3 separate regions of the Homo sapiens genome follow, and regions 1 and 3 are each linked to region 2. A link is a loop called in an ENCODE intact Hi-C map of the cell type or tissue named here. Cell type or tissue: lower leg skin. All regions are shown on one strand.

Evidence for each region. Hi-C counts contacts between places; a loop is a spot of excess contacts. Peaks named below come from ENCODE experiments on the same cell type or tissue, not always from the same donor. Only the 100,000 strongest peaks of a DNase experiment are listed, where the experiment ranks them.
Region 1: it touches region 2 in a loop (3-fold over the local background); 84 of 110 quality-filtered maps call a loop at or near these places.
Region 3: it touches region 2 in a loop (4-fold over the local background); 98 of 110 quality-filtered maps call a loop at or near these places.

The regions. Positions count from the first base shown.
Region 1 is chr6:108,490,747-108,498,746 of GRCh38, forward strand. All of the region lies in intron 10 of AFG1L (AFG1 like ATPase), which reads left to right. LOC124901370 (a long non-coding RNA gene) reads right to left here and starts at 7,695. Exons shown (of 3, transcript XR_007059698.1): 1 at 609-7,695. In lower leg skin, no CTCF peak of the experiment used is centred here; no DNase peak of the experiment used is centred here.
Region 2 is chr6:108,111,771-108,119,770 of GRCh38, forward strand. No RefSeq gene overlaps it. Among named protein-coding and RNA genes, the nearest start is that of OSTM1-AS1, 7.9 kb to the right of the region's middle. RefSeq lists a silencer at 5,873-6,162 and an enhancer at 5,967-6,554. In lower leg skin, no CTCF peak of the experiment used is centred here; a DNase peak (open chromatin) is centred at 3,227; H3K4me3 peaks cover 741 bases.
Region 3 is chr6:108,521,672-108,529,671 of GRCh38, forward strand. AFG1L (AFG1 like ATPase) reads left to right here. Exons shown (of 13, transcript NM_145315.5): 13 at 626-4,330. The coding sequence ends at 754. Among named protein-coding and RNA genes, the nearest start is that of FOXO3, 35 kb to the right of the region's middle. In lower leg skin, no CTCF peak of the experiment used is centred here; no DNase peak of the experiment used is centred here.

The DNA of each region.
Region 1 (8,000 bases), 380 kb after region 2:
TCTCAGGCTACTTCTTTATGCCAAATTCCATTCAATTTCGTGTTCATGAAATAGATTTCTACTTCCCTACACTGGGCTATTTCCCTCTGTTGAAAACCCACCTTCTCTAAGAATATCTCTCTCTACTGACGGATGCTCAGTACATACTTGGTAACTAACAAAATCAAAAGAGGCACTGCTGTTTATTATCTGAAGTTCTTACTGACATTTTATTTCCCTGATTCTCTTTTGCCTCCTGTTTAACTGAAAGCAGATGAAATAAGCTTTAAGCAGAAATAGAATAATTTTAGCATGGATTTATTTATGTCTTATCTGATTCCAAAAAGTATTTTATATGTGTGTACAGATACACACACACAACCATATACACACAGAATTAAATTTTTTAAAAATCAGGACAAAGGGAAAATAATGAATACTTAAGCTGAAAGACAGAAAAGTTAATATACATAAATCTACATCATAAACTTCTACATAGTTCTTAAAATCAAACAATTAAGTCAACACTCAGCCTTCTATCAGCCAAAGAGGGGAAAAGATATTCAGTAAGTTAGAAGATAAAAACAAACCAGTTACTCAGAAGTGATGATTTTTACTGGCACTTGTACCTTTCATAAATGGACTTCTGAAAGATGCCAGGAGACATTTCCTCAGCACCATTCCTGCTGCCGACATATGCTTGTATCTGATAGATTCTTATATCCAAGCTGAAAACATAATGACAAAGTAAAGTTTAATGAAACTATGCTATAAGGGCAAAAATAGTACTTTACAGCTGAGCTTTTCTCTTTATTTATCTGGCTTGATCCAGAAAAAATAGTTCTAAATGTTTAGAGATTGAATAGATGCATGTTATTCCGGCCTTTCATGGATGTTTTTATCTTTTAATAAAATTTGGGCAGCAGATAATTCAAGGTTGTCTTTTGGCAAGAAGATGAAGTGAATAATTCTGTTAGTCTTACTCATAGTTTGAAGGGCTTGGCCCTTTATTCCAGCAGCACGGGGAGATATTCAGTCTTGCCCTGATTCACTTTTTAATATCTTTTGAATATGAATTAGAATTTTTAACTGAGTATTTCCATGATTTGGAAAGCAGAAGAGTGGGAGGAAGAAAGCAACTCTTCAATATCCACTTCTTTTCCAGCTCTGATTAAGCTTTTCAAATATCCAAGCCTGAGAGAGTTCCATTTCTTTCCAATGGACTCTCACAAAGAAAGCAAAACAAACAAAAACAACAGCAAAAAGCAAAACAAAAGTAACAAAACCTCTGCATTTACAAGACTTTAACGTGTTCAGAAGTTACAGTTCTCAAATTTAAAATAACTTCTTAGCTATTCTAAAGCCTTTTCTCCTTTTTCATTTTGGGATCCTAAATATCTCTTTTTGTGCCACTTAGCTCTGATTTCCAAAGGAAAAAGTTAACACTGGTTCACCTTTCATGTCACATGCACATGCAAGACTGGTGTCAGAGAGTCTAGAACCTGACCTTGCACTATGCAGCTCATCTTTCCCATTTCTTCTGGGTAGATCTCAAAGCCAGACAAATGTACAAGTCTTTCCTCCCAAGGAGATGTAGCAAATACTGCCCTCTACTGAGGGTACAATCAGGATGGCTTGATTATGTTAATGATTAAGTACTGATTTCAATGATTATGGTAGAATAATGCTGGTACTAATTACTTCATCATTATTATATACTTTCTTATTAAAATCATTATATTCAGAAAGAGAATACAAAAGTGGTGGAAACATATTTCAGCCTTGGCCACATTCACTTATTATGTTCTGTAGTCTGGACAATCAGATATCACAGCACTATGTCTGAGGCATTCATGATAATGTTTAAACTTCCTTCTGTTTTGAACTAGCTAAGAAAATACCTTTTCCAGTGGGAAATTAGAAGGAGTTATTACAACATTATTTTAACAAAGGAGCTTGTGAAATAATTCTAGCAACAGTTGGGCTATTTTTCTTCCCCTTGCCAGTATTTTTTTTTTGTATCTACTGGATTGCTAATATTCAGAGTAATTTCACAGGACTAGCTATTAATGCAGTTACAATAAATTTTTTCTTTGTTCTTTATGACTTTAAAGGGTGAATTGTACATGTTTAACAGTACAGGATCATGTTAAAGTAAATGCCTTTTAACAAAAAGCTTCTCAAAAATATTAAACTAACCAATCAAATAATTATACACACACACACACACACAGAGAGAGACATACATTTGTAACGGCATGTTTTTAAAAAATGTTATATTATCTGTGTTCCTGGATCTGGAAAGTATGGGTTCTTTTATTAGGCTAAATGCTTACTGTAATGTACTATCCAGCTCACTTGTGCTGTTCCTGTTTTTCTAGAACAGGGTTTGCTTAGGATTGGCCTGAAGCTAAACAAATCTTAGCAAGGGAGCCGTGAGAATCAAAACCTAGTGATCCGAAGTGTTCCCACAGCATCTGATAAACTCCAAAGCTTAAACCTCTGGTTTCTTTAATTCAGAAACCTTAGATACTGTGAGAACTAGGAGGAGAGTCGAGCCAGGCTAAATCGTCTGGTGGTGAAGATAGCTTCCAGAACATGGTGAGCCAAGGTGTGTGAAGACCCATTTCCTCCAGCCTCACAAACCAAAGCAGCAGCCTTGTTCTTCACAGACTCCCTCTGCCTTCTGACTGCCCCTCACACTACAGTTAAGCTGAAAACTTAAGCTGAATAAAGAAGCTAGGCAAGACTTTCTAACTCTAGAAATATGGAGGGTCTTTCTGAGTGGGGGCTCTGAGCTACACTAGCTCATTTGCTGTTGTTAATTCTGTTGTACGGTCGAACCCAGTTTATCCCATTTCCAAAAGGAGCAACTTGACTTCTCCTAGATTTTAGATGTCTACCAAACAACAGATACCAGGTAATTAGCAAGGTATAGTCTGGTTCATTCAGTCCCAGGTGGTTAGTACAACCCATTCCACTAATTTTTACCATGTCGTGGATATGCTTTTGCAGTTGTTATGTATTGTCTTGGAGTTGTATTGATGCTTACATTTAGCGATGCTCATTAATGATGATGATGCTAATTAGGACGATTTCCTACTTCTTCATCTTCTTTTTCTTCTGTTTTTGAGACACAGTCTCACTGTCACTCAGGCTGGAGTGCAGTGGCATGATCTCAGCTCACTGCAACCTCCGCCCTTCAGGTTCAAGCGATTCTTGTACGTCAGCCTCCTGTGTAGCTACAGGCCTGTGCCACCATGCCTTGCTAATTTTTGTATTTTAGTAGAGATGGGGTTTTGTCATATTGGCCAGGCCAGTCTCGAGCTCAAGCAATCCGCCCGTCTCGGCCTCCCAAACTGCTGGGATTACAGGTGTGAGTCACCACACCTGGCGTCACATTTTCATTTTGGTTTTCTGTTTTTATGCCAATTGTTTCCATCCCCGCTCCCCCTGCTCCCCTGCCCCAGTGAGTCCAGCACGGTGCTTTTCACCTGGTAGATCTGATTCGATAGACCTGACTTGATGTGGCTTGTGTCTTGAGAAAATTGTCAGTTTCAGGATCCCCAGAATTAGACATCTCCAGAATTTGGAGATCTCTTTATTACATACACAAAGCTGGTCGAGTAGAGTAGAGGAGTGTACCCTCCTCTAGTTTGTCACATTGATTTTTTTGTTAAGTCATTGTTTCTACAAGCAAAATATGCCCCCCCCACCCCGCAAAAAAATACTGTATTAACCATTAAAAGGGGATGAGAATTTAGCAAAAATCTGGCAGATTTAGGTAGAACCAACCTCCTGCCATTGAGACTGTGTAAATCAAATGGCAAAACTTTCCCTCAGCACTCCAAAGAACACCCTGAGAAGCAGAATGTGTTAAGAATTGGTGATATTTTCTAGAATGGTGAGATATTTCCCAGCTGGGTGTTTGGACTTCATATTCGTGAGATTTCTCATATTGAGGTGCCATATGAATCTTGGGAAATTATTTACTCTGCAAATACACACATTTCAGTGCTCTGCTTTTCTTTCTTTTTTTCTTTTCTTTTCTTTTTTTTTTTTTCAGACAGAGTCTTGCTCTGTCACCCAGGCTGGAGTGCAGTGGTCCCATCTCAGCTCACTGCAACCTACGCCTCCCAGGTTCCAGTGATTCTCCTGCCTCAGCCTCCTGAGTAGCTAGGATTACAGGCGTGCACCACCCTGCCCAGCTAAATTTTTTTTGTATTTTTAGTAGAGATGGGGTTTCACCATGTTGGCCAGGCTGGTCTTCAACTCCTGACCTCAAGTGATCCACCCATCTCGGCCTCCCAAAGTGCTGGGATTACAAGCATGAGCCACCACACCCAGCCTTGTTTTTCTAATTATTATATTTATTATTTTGGAATCTGGCACATAAAAATAGTCTTAACATCAATTCGTGTGATATTTTCAGTTTGTTTTGAAAAGGATACATTCATCCTAATTCCATTCAAGCATTTTCTATTAAAAGGTACTTCTCTTTAAGATATGAAGTATTGTCATTGCCATGTAAATAAAGTAAGATACCACGCATGTTTGTTTAATGAACAGCTATCAGCGTATTCCTACAAAGGGTTTATAAGGAGGAGTCTATACAGATAAAGAGTAACCCTTAGGACCGTATAATCTAGATAGAGCTTGAAATCATAATCGTCCTACTTCAGCTGAAATAATGGTAGCAGAGCAGAGCATTAGTGAGGCAGAGGAAAAAGAAACTCCAGCTGACAGCTCATTTGGGTATACTGAAGTGGATCATTGTAGGGCAGAAGGTGGTCTGATGGTAATGCTCGTGCATTTCACATTGGTGTGGCATTGAGAAAATTCCCACTTCTGGCACCAGGGTCGATACCAAAGCAGACAACTGGACCATTTCACATATAGGAGAAAAAAGACAGCAAGCAAGCTCTTTATTTTTAAGTTTGTTAGAGAAACTGGGCTACATATAATCAAGCTGTATACTCTTGGTAATTAAGGAAAACAAATACTCTTTGCAAAGTCATTATAGATTTAAAGTTCTTTAAGTTTTCATCAGGTTTCCACAGAAACAAAGAGTTTGAAACAATAGTGGAGAATGCACAAACCATCGAGTAAGTGGATTTTAATTGTTCCTGTTAAGAAAATTATTCAGATAACCAGCCACATCAAAGACTATTAAACTTTTTAATTGCTCAGGTGGAAAGATGGAGAATGTCATCATTATCTATCATAAGAAGAATCAGCCTTAGATAATCCTACTTGAATTTTGAGTTAGAATAACATACTCAAGGATGCTACTAACTGAAGTGCCATTTAGTACTCAAAAGTAATCATATGCTTTAATTATTCATAGGGCACAATGCATGAATTCACAATACTAATTATGGTTTCAAAAAGTGTATTATGCTATGGTTTAGTTACATAGGAGGATCAACTAATGCAAAACAAAAGTATAAATATTTGCAACTGCCATAGATATACTGTGCATGTAATTTAGTTGTTTGTTAGTGTGGTCAAAGGAGTAGAGAAATGTCTTTTCCCTGTGTTTTGCAAAGTTCTTGTAGGATTTAATACAGTGCCTCATATTTATTAAGCATTCAATAGTTATAATTGATTTTGAAGACTTGGTGATAGTGTCTTTATTTATTCATTAATTGTGTGTTATGCAAAACTCTGTTCCCTAGTCTGTGCTAGGTGCTGGGGACACTGAGGTGAATAGAACTCCCTGTCTTGTACAATGACGTAAATGAGTGTGGCAACAGCAAATGTAAATGGCATTGTAGCTCCTCAAGGTCTTTAGTATATGCTTTGTGTTGAATATTTTACATATTCATGATGTATTGTAATATTAGGGAAGATGCAGGGGATGAAATAGCTGAAAAATAACGCACAGTAAATATACTTTGGAATTAATAAAAATCTTTAATGTTGTTTTTCTACATCATTATTTTGGTTTGACTCTTTTCTGTCATTATTTTGCTTCTTTCTCCTTTGGAAAATACTGACAAATCTAAAAAAAATGAAGATTATTAAACATACCTCTAAGTCTTTCACTCCAACCATTTAGAAATAACAAGTAACATTTTAAATATATTTACTTATGCTTTTTTCTGCATATATATTTTGAGCAAAACAAACATATAATTTTGCATTATGCTTTTTCACTTAGTTTTTTTTATCATGGCATGTTTCCATATCATAAAATATTTTTCATGGACACCATTATTTGTTGGCAACATATTATTTTATTACATCAATGTGCCTTAATTTATTGAACCATTCTTCTGTTATCAGATATTAAAGTTGCTTTTTGGTGACATAGTTATAATCTTATGTATAACCTTCGGTTGAATTTCTGATCACTTTCTCCTGATTGATTTCTAGAAGTGAAATGATGGGTGTAAGTTTATAACTTTTTTTTAGGGCTCTTACTACAACCCATCAAACTGTTTTCAGGAACAACTAAACTGATTTGCTCTTCCAGCAGCGATGGATGCTGCATTACATGTTTGCCGGCATCAAATTGCATAATTTATTTTTCTTTGCCAAATTGCTATTTGAAAAATGATATAACATTCTTATTTCTTTGAAATAAGAATTTCTTTATTACTACTGAGCTTGACTATTTTTTCATTTGTTTATTAGCCTCTTTTACTTACTATATTCTTTGCTCCATGAATTGTCTATTCAAATTCTATATTCATTTTTTTTCTGTTGCAATGCTGTTACAATTTTAGTTTTATTGTAGTCAATCCTTGTCTCACTTAATTCCTTTTTCATATCAGTTTGCTCTCTCCCTGCATTTCTCTGCTTGTATTTGATTGGGTCCATGTCTTGTATTCTAAAACGATACCACAAAATTTACCAACTTTTTCCTTCTAGTTCTTGTATACAGTAAATCATAAGTTTTATTTCTGGAAATAAGTTTTATATTACACCATAAAAATTCCAAAATTGATTATAAAAATAAATGAACATAAAATAAATGATGATATATGTGTTTAAATATACTTATCAATTATGCAAAACTAATTCTTAACTATAAAAGCTGGATCATATTTTTCTGCAGGGGCTGGACTTGCTAATGACTTAAAAGCTTTCACTAGTAAATCTCTGTAGCAAGTATAGTGTTTTCGTTAGCTCTTGCTGCATAATAAATCACCCCAAAATTCAATGACATAAACTGAGTAACAATAAGCATTTGTTATTACCCTCTAGTCTACAGGCTATGGGGGAGTTCTTTGGATCTCTGTTGGGTTCATATGTGCATCTGCAGTCAATTTGCTGCACTGGGCTAGGCTCTTCTCATCTGTGTGGGGCCAGCTGGCTGTATGCAGCCTAGGATGCTCTCTTGGCTTTTGTCCTTTTTGTGTTCTCTCCTCCTCCAGCAGGCTAGCCGAGGTATTGCAAAAGAGTGAACAGAAGCATGCAAAGCCTCTTGAGACCTAAGTTCAGAACTTGAAAACTGTGACTTTTGCTTCATTCTGTTGGCCGTGGTAAAGTTGAGCCATGGTAAAGAATAGACTCCACGTCACAATGCAAGAGCTGGAAAGTTGCAATCCAAAGGATATGGACAAGGAGGCAAGAACAATTGCAGCCATTACTATAATCAGATGACCCCTCACCCCACATAGGCCTTCTTCAATTCTCCAGTGGGTTTTAAATTATCATAATTTAGTTCTAGAGAATTTTTTAGTTAATCCAAGTAAACATCTTTAAATAACCCAAACATTTTTAAATAATGAATGCTTGGGAACAAAAGGGTGAGTGGCAACATTGTATTTAAATCAGTATTGGTCACAGTGATCAAGATCTCACACATCAAAAATGATATCCTTTATGTGATACACAGGGTTATGTAAGATGATTTGGCAGCATCGATATGTAGTTTGGTGAAAACATTCATTATATTTCTGTATATTATATAATCATGAGAAGAAAAATAAACTTACAAATATATTTTGAAATATATCGGCCAGGCACGGTGGTTCATGCCTGTAGTCCCAGCACTTTGGGAGGCTGAGGCA
Region 2 (8,000 bases):
TGAGGCCAGGAGTTTGAGACCAGCCTGGTTAACATGGTGAAACCCCATCTCTACTTAAAAATACTAAAATTAGCAGGGTGTGGTGGTGCATGCCTGTAGTTCCAGCTACTCTGGAGGCTGAGGCAGGAGAATCGTTTGAACCCGGGAGGCAGAGGTTGCAGTGAGCCGAGATCGTGCCACTGCCCCCCAGCCTGGGCAACAGAGTGACACTCTGTCTCAAAAATAAATAAATAAAAAGAAAATGGTCAACAATTCAACAAACATTTGCTGAGAACTGATGCAGGGCAAGGGCAAAGTCCTAGATTCAGTGCCATGGCCTATACTAGCTGCAGGTACTTACAAACTAGTAGAAAAAATAAAAGATGTATACAATTAACTGCCTTATGAGGTAGTTATGATATAAGAAGAAAATTGAAGGAAAAGTTAGTTATGATATGAGGAGAGTTTAAAGGTGGAAGAAATGACAAGGAAGTCGTTTTTGGAAGAGTGGCATTTGAGCTTTACCTTAAAGATGGGTAAGCCTCCAATAAATGAATGGATTAGGGTGGTTTCCAAGAAAAGAAAATGCTTGTGGCTTGACATGGATGCAGAAGAAATAGGAGGTTTGAAAGAAGTCCCTGTGGAATATCAGTACACATAGGAGAGTATGGGAGAGAAGGTAGAAAGATGAGGGAGCAAACACGGAGGCACATAGTGATTGTGGATTCAAGAGAGGCTTTAGAAGGAGCTCAGCCACACTAATGCCACCTTTGCTCTTCCTTGATTAACCCAAAGTGCTCACTCCAGGTAGACAGTGATACGCTCACCAGTGAGATCTTATCTCTGATGTCACTTTTTCTTTCCTTTTTTCTTTTTAACTGCTTGGCTCTGGACATCAGCAGAGGCTTCAGGACAGTGGTTCTTCCTTGTTTTTGTTTTGTTTTGTTTTTTTGAGATGGAGTGTCACTCTGTCACCCAGGTTGGAATGCCGTGGTGCATCTCAGCTCACTGCAGCCTCCACTTCCTGGGTTCAAGAGATTCTCCCGCCTCAGCCTCCCAAGTAGCTGGGACTACAGGTGCTTGCCACCACGCCCAGCTAATTTAGCTAACTTTTTTTTTCTTTTTTGTATTTTTAGCAGAGACAGGGTTTCACCATGTTGGCCAGGTTGGTCTCAAACTCTTGACCTCAGGTGACCCACCCGCCTTGGCTTCCCAGAGTGTTGGGATTACAGGTATAAGCCACTGCACCCAGCCCTTCCTTCACTGTTTTGCTCTAGTGTCTGAAATTCCTCTATCCCTTGGGCTCCAACCTGTGCCCCAGATGTTCCCTGCTAAAATTGAATAACAGATAAATACCAGAGAGGATTGGGGCTTGTATTCTAGCCATTATAGATTGGAGTTTTGTCTTAGTTGCCATCACCTGTAGAAGACTGAGAGGTCAAGATGGGAGGTAGAGGTTTGTTTGGAAAAAAGAGAAGAAAGATTCTGGATGCTCTCTAGGGCAGGCAGACAGTAGTTGCAATGTCCAACAGAAACCTCGATCTGCCCTCTGTAATCACAGAACTTCCAGACTTACACTGGAGAGAAATTGAAAATTAGGTGTCCTTGCCTGACCCCTGACACTGGCCAGGCCACAAGGATTAAGGAAACAAGCTTGATCAAGGCATAAAAGGTCAGTCTCTCTGAGCCTCATTCCTCCCAGCTTTCTCCACCTGAATTCCATCTGCTATATAGCCTCTCCTGTTCTCTGTCTTCCAATTTTCCTTTTCGTTATTTATCCTTTCCTTCCCCTCTACTCCCTCTTTCTTCCCCACTCTTTCTTGTACAGAAGTTTAAGCATGCGATTCCCTCAAACCTTATATTCTTAAACTTTCGTTTTCTTCCACCAGGGGTCGGCTTTGTTTCTTTTTTCCGAGACTGATGCGGCTCCCCTACTGCCAGAGATCTTAGTCCAGAAACAGCCTTTTTTGGGAGGTGTGGGAGATGCCGTGGTCAGCCCAAGGGCGAGATGCGCCTCGGGGTCGGAGTCGCCCGAGTGGAGACTGGACACTCCATGGGGGAGGCTGGAACCCCCTGTGCCACAGATAAATGCTCGTTCTCCACCACATGTGAGGCATTTGAATAGGAGCAAGTCTCCCGGGTTGGGAATACTAGGAAGTGCTGGGGGACAGGCAAGGTCACGGCATCCAGGCTGCAATGCAAATGCCTAGGTAGTGCGCACGGCAGCGGTAATCCAGAATCCTGCCCAAAGAGGGTCCCGCAATCACCGCCCACTTCCAGGCGGGCTTGGGGAGCCGAGGGACTTCGCCTGCTTGGGTCAGAGCCCAGGAGGTGGCGTGGTGGTGGTGGTGGACGGGCCTGAGCGTCTCAGCCCTGACGGTCTAGGCCAGGTTTGTCCGCGGGGCCAAGACTCAAAGGCCGAGGTCTGTGCCTCCAGCTGTCCCACCAGCCAGCCAGTGTACTAGGCGCAAACAACCAAAGCCCACTCGCCTGCGAAGCCAGGATGGGACATTCATCTCCAAAAGCCTTTTCTTCCTCTTCTTCTGTTTCTTCCCATTTATGTCCCTCTGGCTGCAAACCAAGAGAGGCGCCCAAATATGAAAGTCAAGTCGAATTGAAAGCGTATGGCTTGTGCGCTCCCAACGCCCTCCCCTGTTTTTAAAATTGTGTTTCAAAACAACATGGTGACTTTTGGACAAGATTTTTCTATTTCGCCCACACCACAATAGAGATGCAATGAATGCTGCTGGTGAAATGTTTGGCTGTGTCAAATTCAGTCCCGCAGGCTGGCTTGGGCCAGCACTGGGGCTCCGCTTTGTGTTATGTTCACGGAGAAGATATTAATTAAAAGAAATACATGATTAAAAAGTAATGAGTTGAATAAAAATTATCTCAGCTCATTTTCTGATTATGTTAATTGTTAAAAACCCTTCAATCACGCCGTTGCAGTCAATGGGCTTTAATGTGAAATTAGTGGGCTCTTGATAACTTACAGTCCAGAATAATCCTGGCGGTTTAGTCATCATTCCTAATAACAAGGATGTTGCTAAGAACAGAAATTTTACATGATTTTCATACATTCAGCCCTTCCCCCCACGTGTCATTAAAAAAAAAAAAAAGGCTTAGCCTGCCTGCGATTTCCAACTTCTCTTTCCACGGATCGACCGCGGCCTTGGCAAGGACTTGAGTCTGCGTTCCAGCCCCTTCCGCTCCCAGCGCGCACGCAGCCTCTCGCCTTTGCGTCGGCGGGTTGCTGGTTGCCGGTACCCGCTCAGCAGCTAGGAGCCTTGGGGAACCCTAGCTCTTAGCTTCCCCGTCTGGCGAGGCCAGAGGGCCAAGTTGCTCACTGGGCTGTGCTGAGGGATAAGGGGAGAAAAGAACGGAAATCGCAGCTACGAGGGCTAGAGGGACGGCGCGGCTGCTTGAGGACGGGTCGCCTAGCGGTGGGCGAGTAGGGCTGTGCGTAAAAGGATCTAGACAGACAGTCGTGCGCCCGCAGGGTTGCAGGACAGGGGCAGGCCGAGTTGTGGCGCGTGTGTGTTTGTGTGTGCTCGCCTCCGGGTTGCGCGCTTTCAGGGCTTTGGATGCCGGGGATTTTGAGGACCCATTCAAAGCTCCGAGGGGGCGGAGGCTCAAGCAAGCCAGGGAAAAGGTCCCCTAAGCCTCAGAGCCTGGGCTGCGCCCCAGACAAAGTGCCTAATGCAGAGTAGGCTCTTAATAGGTTTGCATTGGATCTAAACGAAAGCTAGTGAAATTCGTACATGATTCTAATGAGAGATGACGGCCAGGTGTTCTCAGCAGCCCCTGGCCCTCACGGGGCGACCTGAAAGTTCCCACTCTACCCGAGACGAAACTCAGAGCCGAGGTGGGGGCGAAGGCCGGGTAATGCACTGATCGAGGGTGAGGAGGGATGTTTCATAGCCTTTTCCGACATACCTCACGACAAAACACCTTTCACTCTCTATGAGCAAAGGAAAGAAGAAATGTCCCACACCCTCTATTTTGACTTCTTGGGAAACACAATGCCTCTCAAATTGGGCCTGCGAGAAAGGTGTGACCCGGGAGGGTTGTGGGGTCCCGGGACCTTGGCCGGGTGTCGGTGACGGGACTGCCTGAGGCCAGAAGATAGGTTCTAGGTCTCAGTCCACCTGGTGCTGGACGTCGAGGAACCCAAAACTGTCCACTGGAGGCGCCCTGACGCTTTGGTCAACGAGGGCTGCTTCTGCACACTCGAAGGGACTCAAGCACCATTTTTCACCCAAGAGAACTATGTGAGGGAAATTGCATTTCCCAAGGTCGGTCTGAAATTACACATACACACACGAAAGCCTATAGATACTGGTATGCAGAAAGGGGTGGGGTGGAAGGGGTGTGTGTGTGTGTGTGTGTGTGTGTGTGTGTGTGTGTGAGAGAGAGAGAGAGAGAGAGAGAGAAAGAGACAGAGAAAGAGAGAGAGAGTTATTCCCAGAACATGAGGCTCTGTGTCTCAAAGTGCCTTTTTCGAGGCTTCCACCTTTAAGACTACCTGGATGGGGTGGGGGCCTGGTGTTTTAAAAATTGTCTTTCTATTTCTCTGGCCCCTTTACAAGAGCAAATTTCTTTTAAACACTTTTAAATATCTTTATTTTCCACCTTTTCAAGCCCCAACAGTAAGGAGTCTTCCCTTGGGATTGGGGGGCAATGGAGTCAGGGGCTGGCTGGGAGGAGTCCCAAGGCTAATTCTTCTTGTTCGCCTATTTGCATCCGCTGTTAGGCTGAGGATCATTTTAATAAATAACAATGAACAGGAATGGCATCTAGAGGGCTTGTCGGCAACATTTAAAAGCCAATAGAGTTTATAATTCTACTCTATCATTTCTTATTGATTAGAGTAATCAAGATAAAAAGCTAGCCGGGCTCGGAGAACTTCAGCAGCATATCATTAAAGATAAGAGTCAGTTAATTCTGGAGCTGGGGTAATGTGGCTGAAATGAAGAGTTCATTTGCATGAGATGCTGAGCCCAGTAACAAGGGGACAAAAATCACTAATTAGGATTGCAGAGTGTCGGCCTCTCGGCAAGCACCGTTTCCAGACTGCGGACCAAGCGGAGATTCGCATTAATGTAAATCTGGGGAGCACTAAAAGCTCTCACTGGCTTTGTAGAAGGCGACAATCACTCCCGCCCTCTACGACGTCCTCCCTGGCCCGGGCAGCCCAACTGGGGCGGGGACGGGGGTTACTCGGGTCGGATCCCCTTTTCTTCCCTATCTATCCTACCTCCACTCCCGCGGCCACGCGAAGGCGTCTCACCCACCCCCTTAGGGGCACGTGGGCGAGTGTCTGGTGGCCGGGTGAGTGGAACCCGCCGCCCAGTCCTTGCAGCGGGCTCTGGTCTAGTGGGTGAGGATCCCTGGGGAGGTCCCAACTCCGGTGCAGCGTCCGCGGGGTGAAGGGCGCGAGTGCATTCAGGCCCCAAGGGAAACTCGGGGACATCTGCACAGACAAGAATCCCCAAGGAGGCCCAGGTCCCACGGCCAAAGTCCTCGACCCCCACCAGGCTGTCTCCCTCTAGTCCTCCCCACTCCTGACCTGCCATTCGGGACGGAGCCAGTCCGCGGGCACCCAAGGGCGCAAGCTGGTACAAAAAGCACGCGCAGGGGTGTGCCTGGGTGCGCAGGAGTATGTGTGTGTGTGTGTGTGTTTGTGTATGCGTGTGCAGGTGAGTCCAGCTGTCGTGTAAATGTGACTCTACATAAGCTTGTTGCTGTGTAAATGTGTTTTTTCTTGGTATAGGCACAAACGTGTGAACGTTGGTCTAAATGGTATGTAGTGTGTGTAATAGTACACATGTGATGTGTGAGCGGTGTGTGATGTGCGTGTGGTGCGAAGAGGGGAGGTGACAGGCCAGAGAGGTTTCCCCAAAGGGAGAGGCACGGAGGGCTTCCGGAGTGAGGGTGCCTGGGGGTGAGGCGGGAGCTGGGCACTGCCCCACCCAGCCCGGTGCCTCGAGAGGCTGAGGCGCGAGGCGGGAGCCCGGCCGCGCGGGGCAGCGGCGTCTCCTGGGCCGGGTGAGGTCGGACAAGGGGAAGAAGGAACCGCCTCCGCGCCTCCCGCGGCCCTGCCCCACCGCCCCGAGGCCGGCCGGTGGAGGCTCTCTCCACCCATCCCCTGGAAAATGAAAGTACCCCAGAAGCACAAGTTGGCCTGCAGAGCGCGAGAGCGCGGAAAGGCCGCTGACAGCAAGGACCGCGCGTGCACCTTGCGGCCCCGGACCCTTCTCAGCCCGAGGAGTTTGGGCTTCAGGCCCTCCCAGACACGGTGCAAGGAGAGGCTCGGGCTGCCGCCCCCGAGTCCATGAGCGCCGGAGCAGTTCCCGCCCTCGAAGTTCCTCTCCGGGAGAGAGGGAGAGAGCGAGGGAGAGAATGAGACAGGGAGGGAGGGAGAGAGGGGCGCGCGGCTTCTGAGGCGACCCCTCCCGGAGATGCTGCGGCCGCGCCGGGAATCCGCCCAGCGACCTGCTCTGCCCGGCCTTCTTAGAAATAACTTTGGCCCTCACTTGGCTGTAGCAGAAAGGAATCGAGGCCCCCGTCCATAATCGCAGGTGTCGGCGTGGAAAGGAGCCACGCGTGCACACTCATGGGTCTCACCGCGCGGGCTTCCGCGGCCCGGCAAGCCGCTGCGCCTGCCTCGCCGGCGGCCCACGGAGCCCGTCCGCGCTTGCCCTGCACACCTGCGCCCGCGCGAGGACCCAGCCGCCGAGGCCGTGCGCCCGCCGGGCTGCGGGGGCCGTGGGCAGGGGGCGCAGGGGGCGCAGGGGGCGGCCGGCGCGGCGGCTGAACCCGGGCTGACGAGGCCCAGCCGCCTGCGGGGCCCGGAGCGGGAGGTACCGGCTAGGGGCGCGTTTCTTTCGCATCCACACCCCGCCCCCACCCCTCTCTCCAGGGATTTTTTTTTTTTTTTTTTTTGTATCCAGGCACAGCTGGGGGCTCCCTCACCACCCACCCCTGGCCTCCCCATACAGAATAAAGTCAGTCTGTATTTAATGGTTATGGCGGATGTGAGGGGGATTTGGCAGAGGCAGAAGAGAGGCCTTTCGCTCTCAAATATCGTCCCTTACGTCGTGTGAGTCTACCAACCCACCACGACCTCATATTCTTGTGCGGGTGTCTGACTCGAATGACAAGCGAGCTGATTTTTTCAGTACATAGCTGGGAAATGTAGTGAGTGATAATAGAGATTTCTCTTTCATTTTTTACGCTTGACTTGGTTATTGTTGCTTTTCTTTTCCCGTGATTCCTTCTGAGGATTAGCTCTGACTTCCCCACTATTGGCGGTCAAAGTGGCCCCGACTCGGGATGACAATTGACGGGGATCAAGGGATTGCCCATTCTGTGCCTGTAAGAACCGATTCGTGCCAGAGAAACTCATCAAGTGGAGGCGGAGAATAAAGACCGTTCGGGGGTAAATGTATTCATTGAGAAGGGTTCTCCCAAATTGCTTCTAAGTTTTTTTAATGAAAAGTAACGATTGCGGCAATCAGCGGCTTTTTGGCGGATTACAAATCTGGAGGGAGCTGCGGCGCTGCATTGAAAAGTGCCCCCGCCTTCGCACCGGGCAGCCGGTTCACAGGAGCAGCGCGAGGGGCGGGGGTCCGATAGCGGGACAAAGGCGGGGAGGGGGCGAGCGGAGGAGGGCGGCTCGGGGCGCCCGGGCGCGCATCGGGCAGGAGACGCGGAGGTGCCCACCCCAGCGCAGGCGTGGCAGGGCGCCCCCCACCGAGGAAGGCGTGGGGCAGGGTGCAGGAAGGGGACCGAGGGAGGTCTACCGCAGCACCACCAGCACTGGGGAGATTCCGGGCATCTGGAGCGAGGAAGGTGTGCTATAGGGGTTGAGTCCATCACCGTGGAAGTCCGGGGAATGGGAGGTGCGACTCGGTCCCCCACCTCTACCCCGGGCACGGTGGTGTCTTCTTTTAAAGACGTCTCACTTCGCAATTGGAATCGAAGCGTGGGCCGGTGTCGGGTCTTCCTGGTGTTACAGG
Region 3 (8,000 bases), 410 kb after region 2:
AAGAGAAAAATTCCAAGCCCACTTAGTGGCCATGAGTCTGTGTTGGTATCACCAGTCTGGGGTTACCAGCCTCACAGAGACAGAGTTTCCCAATTTGGTCCTAGATGGTGGGATCAGTTGTCCCAGCAGCTGAAGACTAAAAACAGCCCTGCCTTTCAGCCCTGGCTTTTAGATCCCAGGCACATTCTCCAGAACCCAGACCCACTGCTCATTTGCATTTGCTCTCCTTTAGTCATTGGTTGGATTGGAAAACGCTCTCCAGAGGTTTGTCCTTAGGGCCTCCCCCTTAGGCACTGGGACCCTGTCTGGAGGCCTACACCAGCCTCTTTCTAGCTTCTCAGAACTACTGGTTTTTTTTTTGCCATTACTTATTTCTGGTGTACACTTTTGGAGAAAGTTTTCCCTTTTAAGTTTTCTCTCTGATAATTTGATGTGTTTACTGCCTATCAGTTTAAATTGGTTGACTCTCTAGTCTCATTTAAGAGATTGTATATGGAAAAAAAAAGTTATAAAAAAAGGCATAATCTAAACCGGTAAGCCTAAAAAGTTTTTTTAAACCTATACTTAGGTTCTGTAAATTTTCATTTGTGATAGCTTTATTTTAATTTCTTTGTTTTATAACCAGGATTCAGCAGAAGGACTCTCCATGTTTACCGGAGAAGAGGAAATCTTTGCATTTCAGCGCACAATTTCCCGACTCACGGAAATGCAGACTGAACAGTACTGGAATGAAGGAGACAGAACCAAGAAGTAACTGCCACTTTTGCATAAATAAAACTCTAGACAAATGGTTAACGCAGGCAGAACTCCTTATTGTGGGACTTGAAGGAATCATTTTCTCATCATTAATTATGCACTTTGTCCTCTGGACCATTTTAATCTAAAATTGCTCTCAAGGATCTAGTGGATTAGTAAGTTAAACACTTAACATTTTTTAGGTCTGCTTTTTCTTATTTGGCCTTATTTCTGCACCATGAAATTAAAATCATCTCATTCCTGAAGATGAATGTAGGACCAGACATTTTAGCTTCACATTAAACCACCTGAATGAACCTTGAATGCACAAGTAAATGCAAGACGTCTGGATACCTTCAAGCTTTGGCTGCATGGTGGTGGCATGTTAGAAATACATCTTTTATAATGGGGGAAGAATGCCCTATGTTTCAATTCAAAACAAAGACAGTTTTCCAATCTGATATAAACTAAAAGGGATAATATTTTAGAATATGGGCTTATATGTGGTTTTTTTTTTTGGTTATGAATTACAGTAAATCTCCCAGGCCTTCAGATTTCTACATAATGGAAGAATATGTTTTTAACCCTGAGATCAAGTTTAGTAGGCAGGACTTGATCTCAAGTGGTCACAAAGTTTTCTAAAAAAAAATAGAAAATTATGATGGGATCAAATAAGGAGCAAGTGTCAAATTCCAGCCAACAGGCAGATCTGCAGGCAGAGCTACAAACTCTGCAGCCAGGAATGGGGACCAGTGAGAGAGTGTGGGCGGGGGGGTGGGTGTCAGAGTCGTAGGCACTCCAACAGCAGAGGAGACTCCCGCTCACATGAGGCCAGCCGTACCCCAGTGGACAGCAGGCTCCTTCTCACTGTTGTAGACACTTGCTCTCCTTGCAGCATGCTGCCCCCGCCCTTGCCGCCAACTCTGCCGTGAGATGGACCTAATAGGAAATAGGAAAGAAAGCCTGACAAGCCTGCTTCACAGGAAATCTGATTTGTCCTTCACTGAGCTCATCTTTTGCTTCTTTGAGTAAAACCTGGCTTTACTAACTATTGTCACAAAGTGGATCTTCGGCTGTGGATGAGTGTGAAAAACAGAAAAAATATAAAATCCACAAAATCTTGTGAAAATTAAGCATTTGGGGGAAGGTAAGGCATAGGTGAGTCAGTCCAATGAATACAATGGTCAACATAAGTAAGCTCTTTGAACCTATTTATTTTCTATTTATTATTATTTTTATTTTTTATATCTTGGCCACTCTAGCCATCTCCTGGCAGGGGTAGTGTGGCACAGCATGGCCCTATTTAATTTCTTAGTCAATAATCCATCACATAGTCTCTTTTAGATATTAACCTAATTAAGGCAAGCAGGTAGATGGATGAGTACCCAAGCCGAGAGAAGAGTTTAAATCAAGCCTTCTGTAAATAAAATGTGGTTTAAAGATATTTTTATTGAAGTGAAACACAGTAATTTCAAAGAGGTTACGTAATAGGGAGAAAGGATGGGAAATAACCACTTTGTGCTGGATTGAATGCTATATATTTACATTAGCTCAGTTAAAAAAAATAGTCTTAGAAAGTGAATATTATAACCCCTGTTTAAAAATAAGAAAACTGAGTCTTGGGAAAGTTAAGTAGCTTGACCTGAGATTCACAGTTTACAACTACAAAACTCATATACTATATTTTATAACACACTGTCTCTTACTCTTACTATTTAAAAAAAAGAGATTGTTTTAAAAATTGATTCATTTAACTCAGTGAATGAAGTTGAAGATAAATTCACAACAGAACCATTGATTTGAACTCAGTGAATATAAAATGTTTAACTTTATTCTTTAGATCTTAGCTTTTTACTTTTCACATTCCTTTGGTAATTATTCTGTATCTTAATTTTTAAAAAAATCATGTGAATGGACAGACAGATAGATGGACAGTATGACCGATAGACAGACCTGTCCCTGAGTGTGAGTGTATGTAGAAGAGTCCCCCTGTCAAGTTATGTTATAAAAGTTCATCTGAGGTCAGATATTGGGAATAAAGTTTCATTTTTCCATCGAAACAATCACGTAATGTTAGTTGGGGTGCTGGTCAAACGCATAGAAGCCTATGTAATTCTCAGTGTAGCTTCCCTATAATGTCATTTTGGTACGAAAGAACTTAAACCCTGAGAAAAAAACTGTAGCTCAGTCTCCACCTAAGTAACTGGAGCATGTGCCCACTTCTGTGCCCCCAATCCGCAATCTCCTTCCCCAGTTCCAGGGGCCTGCTGGGATTGGCTGCAGTGGAAGAGGCTCTTTGAGCTGGGAGAAGGGTTTATGCAGAAAGTGGGGCTAGAAGGCTTTGGCTGGATCTCTGGAGGGGAGGGAGTTCCATGGTGGCTGGAAATCTCCAAAGCTGGTTTCATAAAATAGCATGCAAGAAAAAAACCCAAGTCTTCAAGAATAGCCATCACTAGGAAACAGTATGGTAGCTCTACTAAAAGAAAAGTAATGCCAACATGAAAAACAACCCCTAGATTGGAGAGCAACATTTCACTTTATATGTCTTTCTTCTGAGCCCTGCCCCTATTACATTCTCAGCATTCCAGTCTTTCTCCATAGAAGTCTCTCAGCAAATGCTCTTTTTTTGAAATGCTTTAAATGTATACTTTGAGACGGAGGTTTGAGCTGAGTACTGCTGTGGAAAGCTCCTGCTCAATTCAAAACACAGACCGGGGGGATGTCTTTAGAGTCAGGAGAAAACATCATGTGCCAAGGGTGCTCTCCAAACTGATGACTAGTTCCCAGACTTAACAGAGGTCAAGCGGAGAAAAAGGAAAACTTTCTTTAGAGAAGAAAAAGAAAAATCTTATCACTTCTCATATTTCTTTAGGCAGTGTATGAGCTTATTTGCTGATATCACTAATCCTGAGATGAAAAACAGGATGGACTTAAGTAATTTTTAACCTATTTCTGAGGCCAAAAAGACTGTAGTATTATTTTAATCAAATTTATGCATTTTCAGTGGGACTTCAAATTTTAATAATAAGGCAATACTTTTATCTTCTTAAAGTATATTTCCTGTACTTATAAGTGTGCAAATGACATAATTTTAAAATTAGTTGGAATATTGAAAAAAATTAAAATTTCACTTGTAAAATAAGTGGATGTGCTTATATCCATTTATTTATTTAAGAAACACATGATGTTTTCTGTGTCCTGGGCATGGTTCTATGTGCTTTATAAATAAACTCTTTTGATCCATATAACAGTCTTATGAGATAGGTGCCATTATAATCATTTTATAGACAGGGAAGCTGAGACACAGAAAACAGCTAAAACAGATTAATGAATTGCTAAGATATAACCGAAGTCAATAAAATTAGCAAAGTGCTAACGTATTAAATTTTCCATTTCATTGCCTCTGTCCTGAAAACAGTATTGCTGGTCCAAGTAACTTGAACCTACACTTGACGGCTGCTTTATCTGAGATTAAAAACATGCAGAAGGATTGGGCGCCTGGGTCCCTGACATTTGGGTTCTTGATCAGTTACGGGAATCTGTCTTGCAGCAAGTCTGTAAGTTACCTTTATTAGATTTACTAATCTCAAAAGAAGTCACTTGCTGGTAGGAAAGGATTTTCTTTGGAAATGAGTTTATAACTTCTTTTACAGTCAGAATTAAGATGAATGTTCCCTATTGGCATATAGCAGTTCATTTTTCTGGAACAGAAAATTACAAATGTTAAAATCTGCCCTCTTGTCGAGTGTCTACTGACTCAGTCCAGCAGCTCACTAGGACCCTCACATCTGTTGCCCTAGCTGGTCATTCGGTCCAGTCAAACATGCCTGTCCACTGACCTTTCGTCTGTGCTGCATGGAGCCATCAGTCTGTCTTACCTGCTTGCCTAGGGGGCTTTCTGGATGTCGTCCCGAGAATTTTCCTGTCTCAGGGCTGTACTTTCTGGGTTCCCGGTGGTTGATTGCTGGTCTCTAATGATGCAGTGGAAAGGGCTTGAGATCTGGCATTGGAAAATTCAGTTCTGCTAATTATTGTTTTGTGACCTCGACCAAGATAGTGCTCTGAGCCTCAGTTGTGTCATCTTATAAATGGGAATCATAATGCCCATTTCATAGAGTTACTATGAGGATTGTTGGTGAAAAGCGCTTTGCAAATGGCAAAGGATTAAACGAACATCAGTTGTTATTGATACTAATGATTATGATCATAAATCCTACTTTCTGCTTTGTGTTATAGCCTTTTGAGGAATGCAAAACAGAAGACACATTCCAACCCACTGGTTTCTAACAGAAGGGAAAAGATACGCATTAAATGGCTAGACACCAAGAGCACACGGGTCTGGCTTAATGAGATGCTGGAGAAGATTGTTAAATTCAAATCCATGTTTTCAGGATTAATACAGAAAATGAATTGTTGCTTGTTTGGTGAACATCAAAGATTTCCCAGAAAGAGGGCACCATCTTGTGGTCAGTAGGATGAACTGACAGGAGAAAAAAAAAAGGCCAGTGGTTCTCAAGGCTACACATTCCTAGGCCTAGGTCCACATCCAGGGTCAGGTATGGTGGGTCAGATGTGGGGCCCCAGCATCAGCACTTGTTAATGTTCCTTGTAAGATTCTAAGGTGCAGCAGGGTTGATCACCGCCAATCAGGCAGGCCGTGGAGCTCTTGCCTGTGACTACACAGCCGGTACGCACAGAGAGCCCTGCCTGCAGCTGGGTCCTGACTCTGGGCGCCTGATGCAGAGACCACGGCACTTTCCAGGGAGCAGAGGCTGTTGCTATGATTCCTGGAGCCCAGGTCATCAGCACACTGGCACACACAAAGTCACCTCCCAGAGCCCACCCCTCTCCTCCCTGGGGACCAAGGCTCCTCTGCCTTTCTTCTCCACCCACACTAACAACGTCAAAATAGTTAACCACGCAGCACTTCCTAGTTTAGAAAGCACTTTAGGAGGCCAAGGCGGAAGGATCGTTTGCTCCTACCATATCCGTCGTCCACAGCAAATTCTGCAAGGGAGATGCAATTATCCTACTACCCATGAGGAAACTGGGGCACTCGGAGGGTAAGTGGTTTCACAAGCATATCGAGTAAGCATATGTCTTCTGGATCCCGACCCTGTGCTCTGCAGCCCTTCTGGTAGTAGTAATAATAGTAGCCCCCATTTTAAAGTCATCGTGGGTCTTGAGGCTAGAACAGGAAAGATGTGGGTGTAGGGGTATGCACAAGGGTGTTGTTTTGCACAACCCCATATGTGATGGCAAAGAACTGGAATCAGTGGTTGGCAAACTTTGAAATATTTAATCTTCACAATAATTGAGAGAGTGTCCTACTTTGTCACCCAGGCACAATCATGGCTCGCTGCAGCCTTGACCTCCCAGGCTCAAGTGATCCTTCCACCTCAGCCTCCTAAGTAGCTGGGACTACAGATATGCACCACCATGCTGAGCTAATTTTTAAAATTTTTTTTAAAACACAGATGGGCTCTGGCTATGTTGGCAGGGCTGGTCTCGAACTCCTGGGCTCAAGTGATCCTCCCACCTTGGCCTCCCAAAGTGCTGGAATTATAAGCATGAGCACCACGTTTGGCCCCACTTTCCACTTTCAAAATGCTTGCAGACCCCAAAGAGCTTTTATGTGGGTGGGATATATAATCACCAGTATTAGAAATCAAACAGAAATTGTTAGATATTTAATTCATTTAAAAATAACAATAAGCACATGAAATATTACCTAAATAGCATTATGAAAAGTAACAGCATTTCCAAAACAAAAAACAAGTTAGTGAGAAAAGTGGCATTGTTTTAAATTTTTGCCAATGTCTGGTTTAGTAAAATACAGACAGATTCTGTTGGAATATCACACATCATGTAGCTCCTGAAAAAATCAACTGTGTGCATGTGGGAGAATGAGTGAGAAAGGTAAATAATGTCTTAGTGGTTTTATGGAAAATGACTTTGACCTCATGGACTCACTAAGAGTCACAGGTCCCTCAAGGGTCCCTGGACCACCCTTGGACAAGGCTGAGTTTATTGCTAATGGGATGAAGGATTCCCATGTGCCCACTGGAGCCCACTGGTAAGAGCTGGTATTGGCAACTGGAGTGGAGAGGGGGTGCTAAGCATGGGAAGGGTGGGGCCAAGCTGGATGGGAATTTGAATACAGGAGAAGATGGTAGCCAGTCTACCCATTGAGACCCCCTAGCCACTGCCTCATGTCATCCTTGTTGCTGCCTACTGCTCTGAGCCCTAAGCACTTTGCCAGCCCAGCCCCAACCTTGCAACTCTCTTCTTTAGCTTCTCCTCCTGTGTCTCAGCTCCTCCTTCTCTGAAAGCTTCTGGTTCCTTTTCCTTTTCTCACCATCTAAGTTCTTTCTTGGATCCACATAAAAATGGCGATTATAAAAAACAACACCCAATATTATACAAAGTACTTTCACACATAACGTCTTTTTCACACTCTTTTCTTGATGTCCATAGCAACAAATACCAGCCGATGCCAGTTATTCTCAAGTGTGTCTTCCCATCCCTGACTCCACCAGTCTCCTGTTCTGTACTTCCAATTGCCTACTGGATCTCTCCTTTTGAATGTTGCGTAAACTCAGTGTGTCTCAAATAGTTACCCAACCCAATCCTCCACACTGAAATATTTTCTGGCAGTGCTACACCTTTTGCAGTGATACTGTCTCAGGCACTCACACAGCTGCAGTACTCTAATACTCTGCCACTGGCCCCTTGGCAGTCGACAAGAGCCAGTGATGTTGGGAACAGAAAAGAAGGGATAGACATTAGAATCATGTTACATGATGGAGAAAGGGTTCAAGATAAGTATCAGTGCAGGACAGGACTTGGAGAATGGTTAGTTATTGGAATGAATGGCAAATCCAACAATCTGAAGACAGGAGCAGTTTGAGCAAAGGTGATCCCAGGACTTTCAGCCTGTCCTGCATGTTTCTACGGTTTCGTCTACAGTGACTGGATCAGTTCTGGAGTCTCCCAGTTCTCATTATCCACCTGGGGGCTGGGGATAAGACTCCAGAGAGTCCTAGGACAAGCTGGCCTTTGGGAATGCAGTAGATAGTTCTCATTTCTCTGATTCACTCTTTAATTTATTGAATAAACACTGTCAAGTGCTTCTTATGACAAGGCACTCTGCTAGATGCTATGTGGGACATAATGAAGTTTACAGCTTTAAAAAAAAAAAGTCATTATTTTGGCCAGGCACGATGGCTCACGCCTATAATCCCAACACTTTGGGAGGCCAAGGT